Linked DNA regions of Mus musculus: region 1 is linked to region 2. Evidence: chromatin loops called from intact Hi-C (ENCODE). Cell type or tissue: left cerebral cortex. All regions are shown on one strand. Links, peaks and the distances in the headings refer to the core of each region. The heading gives the core; the rest is flanking DNA.

Region 1 (9,724 bases), core at 1,070-9,069, 240 kb after region 2:
TGCTTTCCAAACCTGTTTGGCTTTCTAAAGAATAATATTAGTCAGGGTTCTCTAGCGTCTGTAGAACTTTTGGAATGTCTCTATATATGAAGAGAATTTATTGTAATGAGTTATAGTCTGCAGTCCAACTAACCCAACAATAGGCAGCTGTAAATAGGAAGTCCAAGAATCTAGTAGTTGCTCAGTCCCACGAGGCTAGTTGTTTCAGCTGGTCTGTATAAGCTGGGATCCTGAAGAAGTAGTTTCCAACAGATGTGCAAGCAGGCAAAGAACTAAGCCTTCCTTCTTCCAATGCCCTTATGTAGGCCTCCAGCAGAAAGTGTGGCCCAAATTAAAGGTGTGTGCCACCACAACTGGATCTGGAACTTGCTCTGTCCCAGGCTGACCTTGAACTCAATGATATGCTTGCCTCATTCTTCTGGGATTAAAGGCATATACTACCTTAACTGGGCCTAAGCTTTTCATGGCCGCTATGCCTCAAGATCTGGATCAAAAGTATGTGTCATCCCAAGTCAAGATCTGAGTCAGAAACCCGTGTCTTCTAGCCTCATGATCTGGATCACAGGTGTGCCCTCCATTTCTGAACTGTAGTTCATTCCAGAAGTTGACAACTAGGAATAGCCACCACACCTGTATAGCCTAGGCTGGCCTCACACTATGGAGGACCCCCAGCCTCTGTCTCCTAAGTGGCAGCAGCTGTGGTTACAGAAGTGTACCAGACATCAACTGTTTCTCTGACACTCACTTTGGTACAGGATTCCAACGGTGTGTGTGGCATGATGGGGAATTGCCCAGTCTTTGAGGATTTCTGTTGCATAGGACTAGACTATCCTCCAAGCCCAGCTACCACCATCTTCAGGATGCTTAAATGGGCCTGTCTGCATAAGATAGCACTCCCTGATAGCAGGACTGGATAGGGAGGTTCGTGGGACTCCCTCCTGAGCATCCCTCTCAGCCAACCAAATCCAATACTGCTGTAATGACACGTGGGCTCTGGGAACTCAAGGGGAGCAGATGCCCAGCTATCACATCCAGCCGTGAGCTTGAGCTTGTCGCCAGCCTTGCTAAGTGCAGACTTTACATTTACTTTCGGATTGCCCAAACTCCTGAAAACCCTCCTGCATGCTCCGGAAGTGACCCTAATAATGTCTCTACTATTGGGATCCTAGGAGGAGGGAGGTAGACATTGCCTTCTTTTATTATTATTATTATTACTAATAATAATAATAATTTATTTATTTGGTTCTTTTGAGACAGGGTTTCTCTGTATAGCTCTGGCTGTCCTGGAACTCACTTTTAGACCAGGCTGGCCTCGAACTCAGAAATCTGCCTGCCTCTGCTTCCTGAGTGCTGGGATTAGAGGTGTGCGCCACCACGCCCGGCTGACATTGCCTTCTTACACTTTACCCTCAGCAGCTTCTTTATGGAAGTGACATTTGTTTATTTTTATGTGGGGATTAGTGGGGGTGGGGATGGGGGTAGGGATGGTGGTGTCTTGGAACTCACTCTGAAACAGGCTGCCGAGGGTGCGCCCTCCCCGACTCCAGTCTGACACCAGGATTGATATAGCTGCAGGAGGCTTAGCCCCCTGACGTGAGTACTGGGATTCTCTGGAAGAGCAACAAGTGGAATTTTGGGCTGAGTCTAAAAGCGTCAGCTGGGGTTATACACATATTCACATTAGATATAAGATCTGTAGTATAATTGTTAAGTGGTCAGTGACCCAGGCAAGTCCTTTTGCCTCTTCGTGCCTCAGAGATAGCACTGCTAACGACGGATATACGAGTTTGGTCCACACTGTGACTGTTGCTGCAGTATTTAAAGAACTTCAGCCTGTAAGGTGTGGGAAGCACGAAGAGACAGAGACATATACTCTGTGTCCTAGGCGTCACAAGTCCTTCAACTAAATAAACCTCTCCTCCAAATATAAAAGAGAATGGTTACATCTGTTGTTTCTGCCTATTTGGAAACCTCCATTAGAGCCAAGGCGGCTCCCCAAGGTTGGCGGTGATCACGAAGAAACCGCAGACGCCCCCGGAGAGGGATCTAGAGTCCGGGGAGGCCGGCATCAACGAACGGACCCGCCAGCATGTCCCACTGTGATTGGCTCGGCTGGCCCCCGGCAACCAATCAGCATAGCGTTTGTTGAGCAGCGGCAGCAAGCTGGGTACACAAGTGACCTGAGCGAGCTGCGGGTGGGCGGCGGGGCCATGAACCTGGGGTAAGCCGGCGGGGACTCGCTGGGCTGTAACTTTCAGCCGGCGCGTGGCGGCGGGCGGGGTTCCGGGTCCAGCGCGGACCGTGGTGTTGGAGCGCCCCGGAGGGGAGATGGCGCCCCAGAGGGCGAGATGCTCGGGGAGCTACGGCTGCCCCGTACTGAGCTGGAGCATCCTCAGCTGGGGCTGGACCGAGTCTGGGGTGCGGTCTTCATCTTCAGAAGTTCATCGTTTTAGGAAAACCAGCCACCAGACCTAGACGTAACCGCGCATCCAGAAGCTGAATGTTAGGTTCTCTTCTGGGAGTTTAGAAATCAATGAGGCAGCCTGCCCCGTAAGCTTGCGGGGCGGTAGTATAGAGACTTAGCAACTTCAGATTCATTCAAGAGGTTGCCTTCTAACGTACCCATGAGCTGTTTGTAGTCCTGCAACGGGGTGGCCTCTGACAACCTATATCTCCCAGATTGTTTCCTTTTACAAACGCAGGCACTTTGATTCTCGCTACCAAAGCAACTCTGAGTTTAAAGTTGCTAGTCAACCTGCTCGCCCTTAATTTCTTGGTTTGGTATTTTCTCTTTGACGTTGTCGTCATTACTGTTCATAGACACATAACGCCCACCCCGTTCCCACCCCACCCCCGTAAGACTGTGTAATACTGTGTGTAGAATCCCATCAGAATTTTGTTGACTTTAATAGACAACGTAAGTTTTGCTGGTAGTGTTTACCGTTTCTTTATGGTGGCGCTTTTGACATGTAAAGTGTCATATTAGCCAAAGTTTATTGTTTATTTATTAAGATAGTAATAGAGTCACTAAAGCAATCGTGTAGTATATGAAATAGTCCAAGTTGTGTGGAATTCTGTATTTAAGCAGCCGTCACATTGGTGACCATTTTAGCCATCTTTCAGTCGCGTCTATTCCTCCTTGGAATCTGTCAGTCATGAAATTGTTAAAAACAAAACAAAACAAAAAACGCATAAATAGCTTATCTATGTCTTGTACCTGGCTAAGGAGTTCTGGTAGCAGCATGGGACTTTTGGTATAGAGCTGCAGGTTAAAGGATGCTGCAATAACTGGGTTGCTTTATTTCTTACCAGTAACAAAAACCAGGTTTCAGGTTAAACATGACACATGCTGGCCTCACTGAAAAGTTGTAAGAAAGTCTTTTGTATTTTTTTCCCTCTTAGGTTAAAAAAAATGTGTATGTATGAACACATATATACACATACTTTTTAAATACTTATTTTAATTTTATGTGAATGGGTATCGTGCCTGCATGTAAGTCTGTGGGCCACTTGTGCTGGTGCCCTTGGTGACCCGAGGGGCCTTTACAGACACTTGTTAACTGCAATGTTGGTTCTGCTTGCCAAGAATAGACAGTGCTCCTCACTGCTGAGCTGTCTCTCCAGCCTTGAAAACAATATTTTAAAATTTAAAGACTACTTTGAGGGAGGTTCAGGCAGGTGAATCAGGAATTCAAAGCCAGCCTGGTCAACCAGCCTGGTCTACATACATAGTGAGTTTGAGGGCAGCTTGGGCTATGTGAATTAAAAGAAACAACCAACCAAAACCCCTGCTTTGATGGTCATGTGATTCCTGTATACATTCAAAGGTATAGGTTTACTTTCAAGGTTCATATAAATATCCCTGGCTGCTATTTAGTGAAAGTTGTTAAATTAAACTTGTCAAAACAATTTTCTTTTATATTGCAGAGATGGTTTAAAGCTTGAAACTGAATTACTGGATGGAAAAACCAAGTTAATACTGTCCCCATATGGTATGCTGTGTTTTTGGACGTCGAAAATGTTTGTATGTAGACTATGTGGTAGTTTAATAGATGTTTGTTTTGCTTGTATAGTTAAATGACACTTGGAAAAAGCCTCTTTTTAATGTCTACAAATTGATATTTATCCAAGTAAAGTCAGATTGTGACAGTGATCACTATTGTCTATGTTGGTTCATAAAATATATTTCATGTGTAATGTTTTTGGTGTTACCATACCTTGTTGCCTAATAAGTAATACAGGTAGAGTTCAGATAATTCTTAAAGATTTATTTATTTATTTTATGCATGTGAGTATACTGTAGCTGTACAGATGGTTATGAGCCTTCATGTGGTTATTGGGAATTGAATTTTAGGACCTCTGCTCGCTCCAGTCAGCCCCGCTCACTCTGGTTGGTCAGTTCCACTCGCTCAGTCCCTGCTTGCTCCAGCCCAAAGTTTTATTATTATACATAAGTACACTGTAGCTGTCTTCAGACGCACCAGAAGAGGGCGGCAGATATCATTACGGGTGGTTGTGAGCCACCATGTGGTTGCTGGGATTTGAACTCAGGACCTTCTTAAGATCAGTCAGTGCTCTTACCCACTGAGCCATCTCGTCAGCCCTGAGTTCAGATAATTATGTTGTGTGAGAAAGTTAAATTTATATAGTACAACTACAGTTGCTAAAGTCTTTTTTAAAATCATTAGTTTTTAGATTCAGTACAGTTTTTTAGTCTTCTCCGTCAATTACTTGCCTGATCACCACCACCATTTGTTTATTGTCTTTCCTTGGAAAGACTATTGAAATAAAAGTGAAATGGGAGTGAATATTTGAACCACCACATTGAAAAAGTGGGAATACTCAGGTGGGACTTGCGGTTAATGCTTTTGGGATAGTAATTTTATCCTAACATCTTAATTCGTTCTTAGCATTTTCTTTTATCACTGCCTTAATATGTTTTGGGTTTTATAGTTTAGTAATTTTATTTTCTTTTGTAGAGCATAAATCAAAAGTTTCTGTGAAGGTAAGCCAAGTGATTTTGACCCTACCTGTTTTCACGTGAAAAATGCATCTTTCCATTGGTTTTACTTATTGAGTCACAGCCTCTCCGTTGGACTCCGTGCAGATAGATAGGCAAGCTAGGCTGCTTTCGCTGGAGGATTGCCTGTGTCTGCTTTTTACTTGCTAGAATTGCAGACGAACCTTTATATGTACCCAGCATTTATGTGTGCTCCGAGCATCCATACATTGGTCCTCACAGTTTCATGGCAAGCACTTTTAACTACTGGGCTGGCTCCCTAACCTGAACTTTGTCTTTATAGTGTAAGAAGTATTGATGAGCTTGGTTAAGAAAAGGCAACATACTATTAAAAAGGTGTTTTATGACATAATCTTGTTCAGTAAGCTCTTGGGAGTAATTTGGACCTTGGTTGCTTTTCTTGCTCAGTAACCTGAACATAACTGAATCTTTATAGGGAAGTCTGACACACACACACATACACACACATTCTCTCTCTCTGTGTCTCTCTCTGTCTCTCTCTCTCTGTCTCTCAGCCTGCTTTCATTATTCCTCTTTGGTAGTGTGTACAATTGGACTAAATGTACCTTAACATGGCACGATGACAGAATTTTTGGTTTTTTAGAAGACTTTTCTGCATATTATTTCTGGTACAACTGGAATGTGGCAAGACTCCAGCTGGTAGGTTTTCCCAGCAGTTGAGAAAGCTCCGCCATGGCCTAGAGCCTCAATGGCTTTATTTGTCACCTTCAGGAGAGGGGACAGTTAGAAAGAGCCACCCGTGTCTTCTAGAGAAGCGAGGCTTAGGTCTGTCTGTCTTACTGTCTGTCTGTCCTGAGGAGTTAGATGGGCGTTAGAGGTGCCAGAAAAGAGGACACTGGAGAGCAAGTCCAGTCAGTGTTGGAGACCAAGAGAGGGCTCGTGAGTGAGGTGGCTCTGTAATTAGGAGCTTAGAGATGAGAAAGGTAGTTATTAGGTAAAGAAGTTGGAAAGTATAGTCCAGGCTTGCAGGAAATATTACAAGATGCCAAGTGATGAGAAATAAGTTGACTGTTGAAATGGTGTATTTGGGGACGTTTAGGACATAAAGCTTAGGTAGAGAGTTCGAATTGATGCTCAAGGACCTTGCAAATGCTGTGACACATTATCAGGGAATCCATTAAAGACTTTATAAAAAATAAATAAAAAAGTGGATTTCACTGTATAGCTCAGGCTAGCATAGGACTCTGTTGTCCTCCCTCCTCAGCCTCCAGGGCTGGGATTACAGGTATGCACTACCAAGCTCAGCTCAGTATAGGATTTGTGATAAGGGAAGTAGCTATAATCTAATTTTTCTTTGGAAGAAAGCACAACGGGTAGCTGGGGGCATGCTTTGGAAAGTGGCAGGAAAGGAGCTGGAGCAAACGGTCAGCATGGCTGTCCGCCTGCAGCTTATCAGAAGAAAAGGAGAGACAGACAGACAGATGGAAGCGCTCGCACTCGGGACACCTAATCCTCCCTGACAGCAGGGCTCTTTTCTTAACCATGTTCTTGTATTCCTGACACCTGTCATAAAGCTAAGCACATAGAAAGAAAGGGAGTGCTTGGGATGACGGGGAGGAGAGAGGAGAGAAGGTTGTAATATGCTAGTGAAGACCTGAACGTAGGCCTGTCGACATATAAGTAGCAAAGAAATTTCCAAACAAAAAGCATTCAATATATGCTAGTTAGCTAAGGGAGACCCTGACGGAAGAGGGTCAGATATGATCCCATGGTTACTGGGAGTATTTTTGAGAAGGAGGCTAATTTTGAAGCAAGAATAAAGAATTCAGTGGCATAGGAGGTGTAGTTAAGGATGTTCAATTTAAACACTGACCCTGCTATACTCATGTTGTAGGTCCAGAGGACAGAGAGGTGACAAACAAAACAAAACTCTGTTCTGTGGAGTTTACACTGGGATGTGGAATGCAATAAACTAAGGCAATAAATAAAGAAATAAATAAATAACAAAGGAGGAAGGCAGGGTCACAGAGGGAGGGAGCCTGGCAGCAGTGGGGAGGGATAAGTAGTGCCAGAGAGGGAGAGCAGGAGCTTAGGGGAGGTGCTCTGGGTGATGGGGGGGTGGAGTGGGGGTAGGAGCTTAGAGGAAGTGCTCTGGGTGATGGTGGGGTAGGAGTTAGGAGCTTAGAGGAAGTGCTCTGAGTGATGGTGGGACAGGAGTTAGAAGCTTAGTAGAGGCTCTCTGAGTGATGGGGGGTTGAGGGGGCAAGCAGTGAGGGAAAGAGCTGTGTGGAATGTGAAGTAGCCATGTTCTAGCGAGAGCCACGAGTTGGTGCTTCAGTCTTGGTGAGGTCGTGGAGCATCTAAGGAGCTCATGTGGTCAGAAACTAAGATAGAAAATGAGGACAGGCAGGGGCTGGCAAGATGGTTCAGCTGGTAAAAGTGCTTGCCTCCAAGTCTGATCCCCAGAGCCCATACAGTGGTAGGAGAGAAACAATGCCTACAAATTGTCCCCTGCCCCCAGCCAGTAAAGAACTAGTAGAAAGAAAATAAGGTTAGATATAAATAGACAATGGAGGCAAAGAGGCAAGAGCAGATTATGTGAGAAATTCAGCTGTGCCTCCGAGCACAGAGGGCGGCATGGGAAGCGTCCGAGGATAACAGCGCGCTCTGCCCTCCAGGGTGTGAATTGCTGGAGAGAAGCAAGGGTGGAAGTCGGGTAGCGGTTCACGTAAGAGCTGGTACCACAATCTGCAATGTCCTGCCTCATATTCCAGAACAGCTACAACTCCAGGCATACATCACCAGACCGAGCTTGAGGTTAAACATTTTTTAGATAGTGAAATAATAGCATGCTTGCGTTAAGTTACTTTTGATCCAAATGAAGAGAAAGTGTTTTGATGAGAGAGAGAAAATTGCCAGGAAGTAGGAGAGATGGATTGGTTGATCTCCCCTGCCTCCTCAAATAAGATTTATGGCGCTGGAGAGTTGTCTTAGTAGTTAGGAGCACTGGCTGCTCTTCCAGAGGACCTGGGTTCAATTCCCAGCACACACATGGTGGCTCACAACCATCTGTAACTGGAGTCTCAGGGGATCCCATGCACTCCTCAGGCTTCAAGTACTACATAGATGTAGTACAGACATACATGCAAGCACAACACCTATAGACGTAAGATAAAATGAACACTGAGGAGACTTATGGATTTTATGTGAGTAGAAAGGACAAGAATGTTGAGCACAGGAGTTAGTAGAGATTTGATGATACGTTTCTTTTTAAGATCCTTTTTAGTTGGATGTGTACATGTGTTTCTGGGTGGGGTCTGTGTATGTGAGCCTTCAGAGGCCAGAAGCATAGGAGCTGCAGTTGCAAAAAGTTGTGAGCTGCCTGACCTGGATGCTAGGAACCTGACTCGGGTCTTTGGTTTTCTCTAAGAGCATGACATGCCTTGGCCACTATCATATCTCCCCAGCCCCGGTGATAGAATCTTACACGTAAGTTCTGTAGCTGTCCTCAGACATCCCAGAAGAGGGTATCAGACCTCATTACGGATGGTTGTGAGCCATCATGTGGTTGCTGGGATTTGAACTCACGACCTTCGGAAGTGCAGTCGGTGCTCTAAATATTTCGGTATAAGATTTTCAGTGAAATTGCTAAATCTTCAACTGAGAATAGAATAAGAGAAATATTAGGTCTTTTGAAAATGAGAAGAATAGAGAGCATATAAATTTGCTAAATGCAGGACTTCCAGGTAACCTATTTGATATTCTTGGTATGGGTATAAATGAAATTAGTTTCCATAGTTTCGTCATTGGTACTTACACGCTCTCTTAGTTAGGGTTTTATTTCTTTGAACAGACACCATAACCAAGGCAATTGTTACAAGGACAACATTTAATTGGAGCTGGCTTACAGGTTTAGTCCATTGTCATCAAGGCGGGAACATGGCAGCATCCAGGCAAATGTGGGGCTGGAGGAGCTAAGAGCTCCATCTCTTGTTCCAAAGGCAGCTAAGACTAGGTTCTCAAAGGCTACTCCCACTGTGCCATACTTCCTCCAACAAGGCCACACCTACTCCAGCAAGGCCATACTTCCTAATAGTGCCATTCTCTGGGCCACGCATATTCAACCCACCATACATGCTATAGAGAACTAGACTTTTCTAAGAGTTAGGATTTGCTTCGTATGTGTGATAGACTGCAGAATGAAAAATAACAAATGAAATGTCTAGTTGGTGGTGACACTGAAGATTTTTAAGAGAAATGAGAGCAGGCGAGAGGTTTAAGGATGGGCTGGTGGTAGAGCCCACTCAGGTAAGCAGGACTTGGAGCTGGAGGTGGGGAGAATGAGCTGGAAAGCAGGTCGTCATTATCTGGAACTGTAGAGAGCTTGACAGGGTCAGCATAGGACCCCTGGGGGAATGAGGGAGGTCATGTGGAGAACAATATAGGAGGAGACTGTGAGGAGGTGAGTGGCCACGGAGAGTAGAAGAACACAGCAGCCATTAATACAAGACTGGGACTGGAGAGAGGGAGACCAAGTAGCTAAGTCATGGAGGGATAAGGACCAAAAACCTAAAAGAGGCAGTTTATGTAAGTTATATAATGTAATGAGACAAAATTCAAAGCTGGCATAGAATGGGGATGACCCATAACATACAGTTTTATTTGTATTCTTTATTATCTGGAGTCAAAGTCATTTCTCATTGTTGACTCTTTCAGGGCGGAGTCTGCAAAGCCTTTAACCAT
Region 2 (9,724 bases), core at 855-8,854:
CTATCTCTAGTGTTGTCTCCTTTTGTGATTTCTTTATTGTTTCTATTTCCAGTTTTAGATCCTGGATGGTTGTTAAGTTCCTTCACCTGTTTGGTTGTGTTTTCCTGTAATTCTTTAAGGGATTTTTATGTTTTCTCTTTAAGGTCTTCTGTTAACCTGTGTTCTCTTGTATTTCTTTAAGGGGGTTATTTGTGTTCTTCTTAAATTCCTGAATCATCATCATGCAGTGTAATTTTAAATTAGAGTCTTGCTTTTCTTGTGTGTTGGGGTAACCAGGGTTTGCTGTGGTGGAAGAACTGGATTCTGATGATGCCAAGTCATCTTGGTTTCTGTTGCTTATGTTCTTGTGCTTGCCTTTTGCCATCTTGTTTTCTCTGGTGTTAGCTGGTCTTGCTGTCTCTGACTTTGGCTTGTCCCTCCTGCAAGCCTATGTGTACTCCTAGGAGACCAGTTCTTTCCAGGAGGAATTGGGTATGGAGAGATGTGGTATAGGGACAACTCTGGGGTGCAGACAGAGATCAGAAGGATCCTGTCCCCAGCTGATCTTTGGTTCTGTGTATTGATGACTCTGTGAGGGTCTCTCTTGGGCCAGGAATTTGAAGAGAAGTGGTGGTCTTACCTGTGCTCACAGGTGTATAGGTACTCCTGGGAGACCAGCTCTCCTGTGGATATTTGTGTATGTAGCTCTGTGGCACAGGATCAGCTCTGGGTGCAGACAAAGACTGGAATACTCAAGTCCCAGGCAGCCCCTTGGTTCCTGTGTCCTGAGGGTTCTGGGCAGGTTCCTCTGAGCATCAGTCCTACCTGAACTCACAGGCCTGTCCACACTCCTGTCCACAGGCTTGCTCCCTCCCGGCTCTATTTGGGTATGGAGCCCTGTGGCAGAGGATCTGCTACAGGCCACATTTCTTGATTTTTAAAGAAACAGCATTTAAAACATCCAGACGGACCCCATCTTTGGAATCCCCACACGTTGTGAATCTTAACTCCAGGATCCCTAGCAGGTTCTCCCTGTAAACACCAGAGAAAACCCCCAGTTCTTCCTGCAGTGGATTAAAAGAGATTGACCACATAAAAGTGAGTCTAGGGTGCTCTATTCTTGCCTGCACACAAAGGAAACTACTCCACCAGAGGCTACTGCCTAGAGAAGGAAAATCTCCAACTCAGTGCCGGGGAAGAGAGACTGAGAATATGAAGTTCTCGTCCCTCACACATACAGTCTTCCAGACAGACAGAGGCCTAATTACAGGACTATTAAGAAAGAACTTTAGACACGATTTGATCAGATTCTAACTATCATCCTCTGGTTTTCCAAGCACTCTAGAATATACGTCATCTCTTTGTAGCAATGTCTGGGTCAGGCTGGTGCTACAGTTTGGAGCTTGAACCTCCCCCTAAAGTCCATTTATCAACATGGAGACAATGGAACAGTTACAAGGACAGATCTAAGGAAATGAAGTTAGGTCATTGGGAGATTACATTTGTAGGGGATTAGGGGACCCAGCCCCTCCCTTCTCATCTTGTCTACCATGAAGTGAGCAGCTGCTTCCACCACAGTCCTCGCCATGTTCTTCTGTCTCACCACAGGCATGGAGGGAGATGGACTAAGATCACTAAGAGTGGCCAAAACAAACCTTTCTTCCTGTCAAGTTAACTGCCTAGGATATTTTGCCATGGTTACAGAAATCTGGCTAATATCACAGGAAAGAAGATGCCGTCCCACTTCAACAATAAGAAAGTAATGCACTGGGGAGTGGGGTCTAAACAGTGATGGGAACAAATTTTTAATCCGGTTATTCAGACTCAGTCCAGAGCAGTCTTCTTAAGCCACCTCTTCTTCTGCATAATCACAGGTTAGAAAAGTCACACCAGTCATGCATGGAGCTGGTATTATGGGCAGAGGACTTGGAGTTGATTGAGCCTTGTAAACTATAAGGCAAAGCTTGACAGAAAGTAGACTTAGAAGCAAAAATACATTATTAAAAAAACAAATTGTCACTAAACCAAACAGTCATTTAAAGAGTAGTTAGAAGTGAGTCCTTTTAGGTTAGGGCTCTCGTGATGAAGATATCCAGGAAAAGGGAACAGTATTATCCTCCACTATGAGACATCCTTCCAGTTGGTGCAAAAACACTCTGTTTTCAGTGTGAGAGAGCTCCTCCCTCCAGAAGCATACTGAAAATGAGGGGAGTGAAATGGTCCACAAGTAGCATAAGTGAGTATCAAAAATATCTATCATGGTTTGTAAGCAGTTTAAGTGAACACACTGACTCTGGGCTCTGAAGAGAAAGAAATGTTAATAAGATATAGAACTGCATGGGGGGGGGAGAGCATCCCACAAAAAAGGAACCTCTGCTCATAGTATCAGCTCCATGTGTGACTGGAGAAAATTTTCTAACCTTTGAATATACAGAAGAAGAGGTGGCATGCCTTCAACCCCAGCACTCAGGAGGCAGAGGCAGGGGGATCTCTGTGATTTTGAGGCCAGACTGGTTCACAGAGTGAGTTCCAGGACAGCTAGGACTACACAGAGAAACCCTGTCTCAAAAAAAAAAAAAAATGAAAGGAAATGAGTCCAGGCAATATGCACAAAGTGCCAGGACAGCAACTGTTCAAGAGCCACACAGTCAAGACCATTCCCTTTATAAACCATTCTGTGAGACTGAAGAGAAGCCCTTTCTGCCTCTGACTGTGATGCTGTACAAGGAACGGGGAGTTTCACCACGTGGAAGGGGTGTGAGTGTGCACAGAGACAAAATAAGGCTGATGGGGGAAGGCTGAGGATAGTGCCTTGTGCCCAGAGAACAGACACCAGTTATGTCATAGGGAGGCTTAGAAGCCTTGTTTCTCTCACTGATCCTTCCCCCCAACCCCATCTTCTAAACTGGCCTCAATTCAGGCCTTCTCAGCTATGGTAGGATCAGATATATATGAAATCATTCACAGAATTCTAGTAACAAAAGGAAAACTAGCATGCAGGACTCCTTCTTCCGGATAGTGTTGTTTAATAAGGAAGTCTAAGGCATCCATATCATCATGAGGCATCATGGGTGTGTGCAGTGTGCACACCCTCAAGACTAGAGGATAGGAAGGAAGCACCAAGAAGCATATTGCGGGTCATCTCCTAAGCTGAGCCCTTTAAAAAGCACAGGACTCTGAGAAAGAGGATAGACAAGGTAACAGGAATAGCTTGAACTATAGTGGAAAGTTACAAAAGAAATTGGGAGGTTGTGCCCAGAGCAACTTGGTGTTGCTGGAGTAATTAATGTATGTCTGATCAGAGAAGGCACAGAACCAGGTCCTGGAGAATCAGAAAGTCACTTAAATGCATTTGGGCTTTGATGTGTGTGTGTAGAAGGAACCTCCTTTAGAAAAGTTTAATCAGAGAGATGACTTTTCAGGGTCCAATTTATCTTTTGGAAACTTATAGAGATTTTCCTTTGTCTGCTGCACTGGCTGGCTGCATTGCAACTCTCTTTTTCTCTCTCCATCCCCATCTCTGGTCTCCACCCTCTTTCAGCACACCAAGTCTCTAAAACTCCCGTCAGCTTAGCAAAGTTCATGTCTTACACCTGTCCTCCTACAAAAGCTAGGTTCTGAATCTTCTACAATACCACAGGGTTTGGGCCTAAGCTAGCCTCTAACCTATCCTTTCCTAGGGCAAAATAAGCACAGTTAAGCCAGGCTCAGAGGCTCAGCAAGAAAAAAAAATCCATGTCCTGAAAGCCTGACAGACATCAGAGTATGATTTCTGAAAACCCAAGTGGAAGAAGAAAACCAACTCCCAAAAGCTGTCTTTTGGCCTCCACATGTGTGTGCCGACACACACTCACACAAGCAACAATAATAAATAAACTTAAACAACTAAAAGCTCATTCTCTATGTCTTGGAGGCTGTTATAAAAGTGTGCAAAAATAAGTCAAAAGTCATAGCTTAGGGCTGAGGTGTAGCTCAACAGCAGAACACTTGCCTGGTGCTTGCATGGCCCTGTGTTCTAGCCCCAGCACACTCACACAAAAAGCTCACCATCTCCCTGGAGTTGTTCTCAGACCCCACAAGCATATGGTACATGTAAGTACACACACACACACACACACACACACACACAAACACAGCACACATATAGAGATGGAGAGAGAGAAGTGTAACTCTCACCCTTCAACAAAGCAGCTTCCTTTTGCAGCAGAGACCATCACAGAAATCAGAAACCGGTACAAATGTAGAGAATGGCTGACTGTGTAATGCCCAACTCCTACTGATGCATCCATTACATAACCCCTGCCTAAGGCTTAAAAGATATTGCAGAAGAAGGGGAGACATGGTAGACATACTTTCATATGTCTACCATGCTCATAAAGACAGCTTACGTATTAACATTAAAAAGATAGATCCAGGTGCTGGTATGATAGTTCGGAGGGCAAAGACACTTGCTCCACAAGCCTAATGTGGATCTAAGGTCAACTCCACAGCCTACAGCAGAGAACAGAACTGCATACACAGCAATGTGCTCTGACCTCCACACTCTGCCAGAGCATGCACAACTACACACATGGACACACACACATAATTATGCAAGAGATATATATTGACAGGCTTCGCTCAAATGAAGATAATGGTGTGATCATATGTTGTGGAGAGAAAACCTCAGTCATTTTCACACTAGATAGGTTTAGCTCTGTAATTTTGGGAAGCAAATGGGTGCTTATTGTGGACACAAGCACCCACAGTTTTCCACAGTGACATCTTCTTCCTCCTCCTCCTCTTCCTCCTCCCCATCCTCCTCATCCCCCTGCTCCTACTCTTCCTCCTCCTCCTTTACCCCCACCCCCCTTCCCATCCTTCTAGTTTAATTTGCAGGGCATAATTTTAGTAGTATTAGTTGTCTTGGGGTGCGGTTTCCTTTAATGTTGTGTCTCATCTGACAGTTGGCCACAAGGTGGCACCAAACTCACACCTACAGGACAAAACTTGCTGGTTAGCTTTGGTTTTGTGCTCTTACTCATAAAGCATAAAACATTTTCTATGGGTTCCTTTATAGCTTATTATGAACGGATTTCCAGATAAAATAGTATGTGTGTGCAAACTTAAAACTTTTGCCACCTGCAAGAAACTTCAAAAGTAGACAGACCTCTTAAGATAAACCTATGTCAAATCTGTACAGATTTCAGTAGGTCGAGGGGTAGAAGGGTGGGTGTTAGCACTCTGTCTAAGTTCCTCCCCACAGTTACCTGGCAACAGCCAGGTAGCCCTGACCCACTATAAAAGGGGTTGCTTGCCCCCTCCTCCCTCTCTTGTTCTCTTGCCCTCTTGTTCTTCCTTTCTTGTTCCCTATCCCCTGTCCCCCTTCCCCCTTCCCTTTCCCATGTCATTCCCCCTCCTCTCTCCAAGTGCTCATGCCCAGCCTCTTCTCCTCTACTTCTCTCTCTCTCTCTCTCTCTCTCTCTCTCTCTCTCTCTCTCTCTCTCTCTCTCTGCCTCTACTACCCTCTTGATGCCCCTCCCTAATCCCTGAATAAACTCTATTCTATACTATACCATTGTGTGGCTGGTCCCTCAGGGGAAAGGGATGCCTTGGCATGGGCCCACTGAGACTCCCCCTTCCCCCATACCTGACTATGCCCCATAGGACATATGACCCCTTTTCTGTTTATCTTTTTATAAGCACATTATATAATGCCATGACTCAGATTTAGAAACTCTGCAGGTTTGCATCCCACCCCAGTGATCACATGGAGATCCATGCTTGATAGCTCAGAACTGGTCAACACTCCCCCACACACAACACCGGTCAGAGAAACCATCTGCATGGTCCCAGGGGAGCTTGGAGCTACCCCTGTGCTGCCCTGACCCTCGTTCTAGGACTCTTTCCCTCAGGTGAAACTTTCCTTTCTCCTTTTGAGACAGTTTCTTTCTCACAGCTAAGAATCCCAGGCCAGGCCTGGATAGTCTGCTCTCTGTGACTCAGGAGCACTGGCTCCAACCAGCTCCCATGTGTCTCAGCCATAGGTCAGTACTCGCCACTTTGTCCCTATTTACTGGGATGTCTTGGTCTAATTCACAGTTAACTGAAATCAATATCTCTACATGGCTGCTAAACTGGCATTTTCTCACTAGTGACCTGAAGCATAAACTTCCTCCTCCCCTCCCTTATTTGCAGTTTGCTTCCACCTGAAAAGTCCCCTTGCCAGGGACTCTGCTGCCCTCCCCGCTCTTGCATTTTCTCACTAGCTCTGCTCCCGTTCACTTCAGAGTGAGAATAGCATGCTGGGATACAGAACACCTACTTCAGGAGCTTCCTCTGCTCCACCCCATGAGAACTCCAACAGCCTGAAGCACTGGGCCACAGCTTCTAGCTGCTAAGTAGGAAGTTCCACCCTGCACCCGGTCAAAGTAAACACACCTTCGCTGCTCCTGTGTCCACCACCACACAGCAGAGCCAACCTGACCTGCTGGCCCCAGCACTGCCTCTGCCTCAGCCGCTCCCATGGGGTCCGCAATGCGATGCCACCTCTGTGGGGCCCTCAACATGGCGCTGCTCCGACCCACTGGACACAGAGCCACGCAACCTACCGGGCACAGTGCAGGATGCCCTGACCCACCAGCCATGCAGCAGTGCTTTTTTTCTACTTATACAACCTGTCAAAGTTACTTAAGATTTTCATTTCTATCCTGTCTTGATAGACGATGGTTTCTTTTACTACTGCCATTAAATTCTATTCAGTTATAACCAATCGATATAGCCCTCAATCCTGTCAGAAGTCTGCTAGTTATTAAGATTATGACAGAGTTCCCAAAGCCTTTAACAGTTAACCCCACGAGGTCTCAGAAGTCTTGGACATAGCTACAAGATACTGCCTAGATTGTGATATGATAATTACTGAGAAACACAGTGAACAAAACTAGATACCCTGAGTCAAATGGCTTAGCTAAACCAAGGTAAGCCATTTCTCATGTCACACGCATCCATTCCACAGAGAAAAAGCCCTGCTGTCTTCTGGGCTTGAAAGCCACACTGACTCTCCTCAGGTTGCCATGGAAACCATGGAGCCCACAGGGAACTGTTGGCTATTGAACTCTGTCATTTTTTAAATAATATATAACTGATAGATGATTGGTTATTCTTTCTCAGACTTCTGACTACATTTACAGCTAAGATAACTATAACTTGACAGCTAAGAAAATCTTTCACAGATGCAATCTGTTATCTCCTTACCTAAACTCAGTTTCCATTGATTAAATGTTTCATATTTCCTCTTCTTGCTATGCCACTGTCCTAACATTATTCGAGTTTTTAACTCTAATGAAACATTCCACTATACGATCCAACCTTTTAATCACAAATTCTTGTTCCTTCTGCTCCACAAAAGGCTCATCTTAAAGACTGTTCATGGTGTTAACTCGTGCTGTTATCTCTTTTGTAAACTTTTAAGCTATAGGAAACCCAGCTACTCAGAGCCACCTCTCATGGACCACATAGGCTCCACCCAGATAAGTACATCTGCCCAAGGTTCCCACGTACTACCCATTCCAGAGGGTGGGATTCCTCTGGGTTTCAAGTGTACATCTTAAGAAAAAAAAAGTTTTTCTTTCTCCCAAAGGTATTTAATCTTATTCTCTACCTATAATAATGTGCTTCAGCATCTTGTCATGTCCAGGCACTTACTACATCCAGGACAGCTCCAGAGAAGCAACTTCCAGATGCTCCAATCTCCTCTCTCTCTCTCTCTCTCTCTCTCTCTCTCTCTCTCTCTCTCTCTCTCTCTCACACACACACACACACACACACACACACACACACACACACTTCTACTGGACCTGTTCCTTCTGACCTATCCTCAGATGTCCACCCTGGACAGCAGGAAACAGCCAACTCTCCTAAAACGGGACGAACAATCCCCACACCCACTCTTCTAGGTTCCTTAGAGACACGTCACCCCCAGTGCCAGCATGAAGCAGCCAGATATCACGATGACCTTATTCCTGCCTCACCATCACCTTTTTCTAATTTTTTTTTTCTTTTTAAATTAAACCAAAATGGGGGAATGTTAGCATTCTGTCTAAGCTCCACCTCAGTTACCTGGCAGCAGTCAGGTGTGCTCCTCCCCACAGTTACCTGGCAACAGCCAAGTAGGCCTGACCCACTATAAAAGGGGTGCTTGCCCCCTCCTCCCTCTCTTGTTCTCCTGCCCTTTTGTTCTTCCCTTCTTGTTCCCTGTCCCCTTCCCCCTTCCCTTTCCCATTCTGTTCCCCCTCCTCTCTCCAAGTGCTCATGGCCGGCCTCTCCTCTACTTCTCTATTCTCTCTCTCTCTCTCTCTCTCTCTCTCTCTCTCTCTCTCTCTCTCTCTCTCTCTCTCCCTTTCTATGCCTCTATTACCCTCTTGACTCCCCTCCCCTTGTCCTGAATAAACTCTATTCTATACTATACCCTTGTATATCTTCCTCAGGGGAAGGGATGCCTTGGCATGGGCCCGCTGAGACTCCCCCTTCCCCCATACCTGACTATACCCCCATAGAACAACTTCCCCCTTTTCTCTTTCTCTTTTTATAAACACATCAGTGGGGGATGCATATAAATACTAAAGGTAAATGTTCCTTTCTCAGAATATAATCCAAGAACAGAGTTATGTGAAGAGAATTGTAAGTGCTTGTGAGAAAACTTGAAGAAAATAAGACAAGAGACTTGTGACCTCAGTTTCTTCAAAACAAAGAATTGTTCTTGGGATGTGCTGTTGTACCTAGGCACAGTGGATAGGAGTTAGCTTACTTCAGATTATTCATTACAACTGGCTGTTGTTATTTGTTTATATGCCTGTATGGAAAACCGTGGTTTTGCCACATGTACCTTGTCCTTGTGATTGTACACTTTACTAATGTGACTCTTCCTAACCTTCAGAGTATAAACTCTCTGATGCGCTGAAGAAAGCCCTCTGTGACATGAGACTGTAGTCCACGCCCTTTTTAGAATCCATTCTCCCAGGTTCCATTGCCAATGAGACCAGAAAACATCCCTGTTCTTATGGTAAAAATCCTGACTAATTTAGCACCCTAAATGGTATCCAGAAATTTCTTGTTCTTCCTTTGTTTTTCAGTTGCATCTGATTGAGCTTCTTAAAACTGCGTGTTATTTAAAAGTTGAAACAGATTTGCAATTAATACTTAATGTAGTAGGTTATGGTAATTTTACAGGGATAAGATCTATTGGGGGAGAATTCTACTTTCTATTCTCTTCTATTCTCCACCCTATGAACCCTGTTCCTGGGTGATTTAGAGTCTGACATAAAGCCCTAAGAACTCATAATGAAAGCCCTCTGGAAACAGACACCACACATCACTATGAGTTAGAGGAGATTTCTGCCAATTAAAAGGGAGCTCACTGTGCCCTGGCCTCTGGGAGCCAAGCCTTCTATTTTGGGAAAGGAAAAAAAAAAAAAAAAAAAAAAAAGGAGGTTTGAAGAGTAATAGTGTCCTCAAAGGGTCCAGCTTCCTCTCAGCATGGAAAGGGGTAGCTGCCAGGGTAAGAAGCTGCTTTCTACCCGTTCCCAGCAGTCACTACAGATAAGGGTGACCACTTACGAAAGGTTTATAGGCTTACCAGCCTTTCAGGGAGGAAAGGAAAAAACTAAACTAAAAGAATAGCGGGGCTGGGGATATAGCTCAGTGGTGGGATGTGTGTGAAGCATGCACTAGGCCTGAAGTTGGAAGCAGAAACAAAGAAGCCAAGTAA

What was found. A loop is a pair of places that touch in the nucleus more often than their neighbours do. Peaks named below come from ENCODE experiments on the same cell type or tissue, not always from the same donor. Only the 100,000 strongest peaks of a DNase experiment are listed, where the experiment ranks them.
Region 1: it touches region 2 in a loop (3-fold over the local background); 12 of 42 quality-filtered maps call a loop at or near these places.

What each region holds. Positions count from the first base shown.
Region 1 is chr14:27,500,919-27,510,642 of GRCm38, reverse strand. It overlaps Ccdc66 (coiled-coil domain containing 66), which reads left to right and starts at 2,183. Exons shown (of 18, transcript NM_177111.3): 1 at 2,183-2,221; 2 at 3,928-3,992; 3 at 4,980-5,005. The coding sequence starts at 2,211. In left cerebral cortex, for the core only: CTCF peaks have their summits at 2,356 and 4,473 (motif pointing right); a DNase peak (open chromatin) is centred at 2,111; H3K4me3 peaks cover 1,796 bases; H3K27ac peaks cover 1,063 bases.
Region 2 is chr14:27,736,935-27,746,658 of GRCm38, reverse strand. All of the region lies in intron 2 of Erc2 (ELKS/RAB6-interacting/CAST family member 2), which reads right to left. Among named protein-coding and RNA genes, the nearest start is that of Gm45645, 99 kb to the left of the region's middle. In left cerebral cortex, for the core only: a CTCF peak has its summit at 4,951 (motif pointing right); DNase peaks (open chromatin) are centred at 2,734, 4,945, 6,369 and 7,012; H3K27ac peaks cover 399 bases.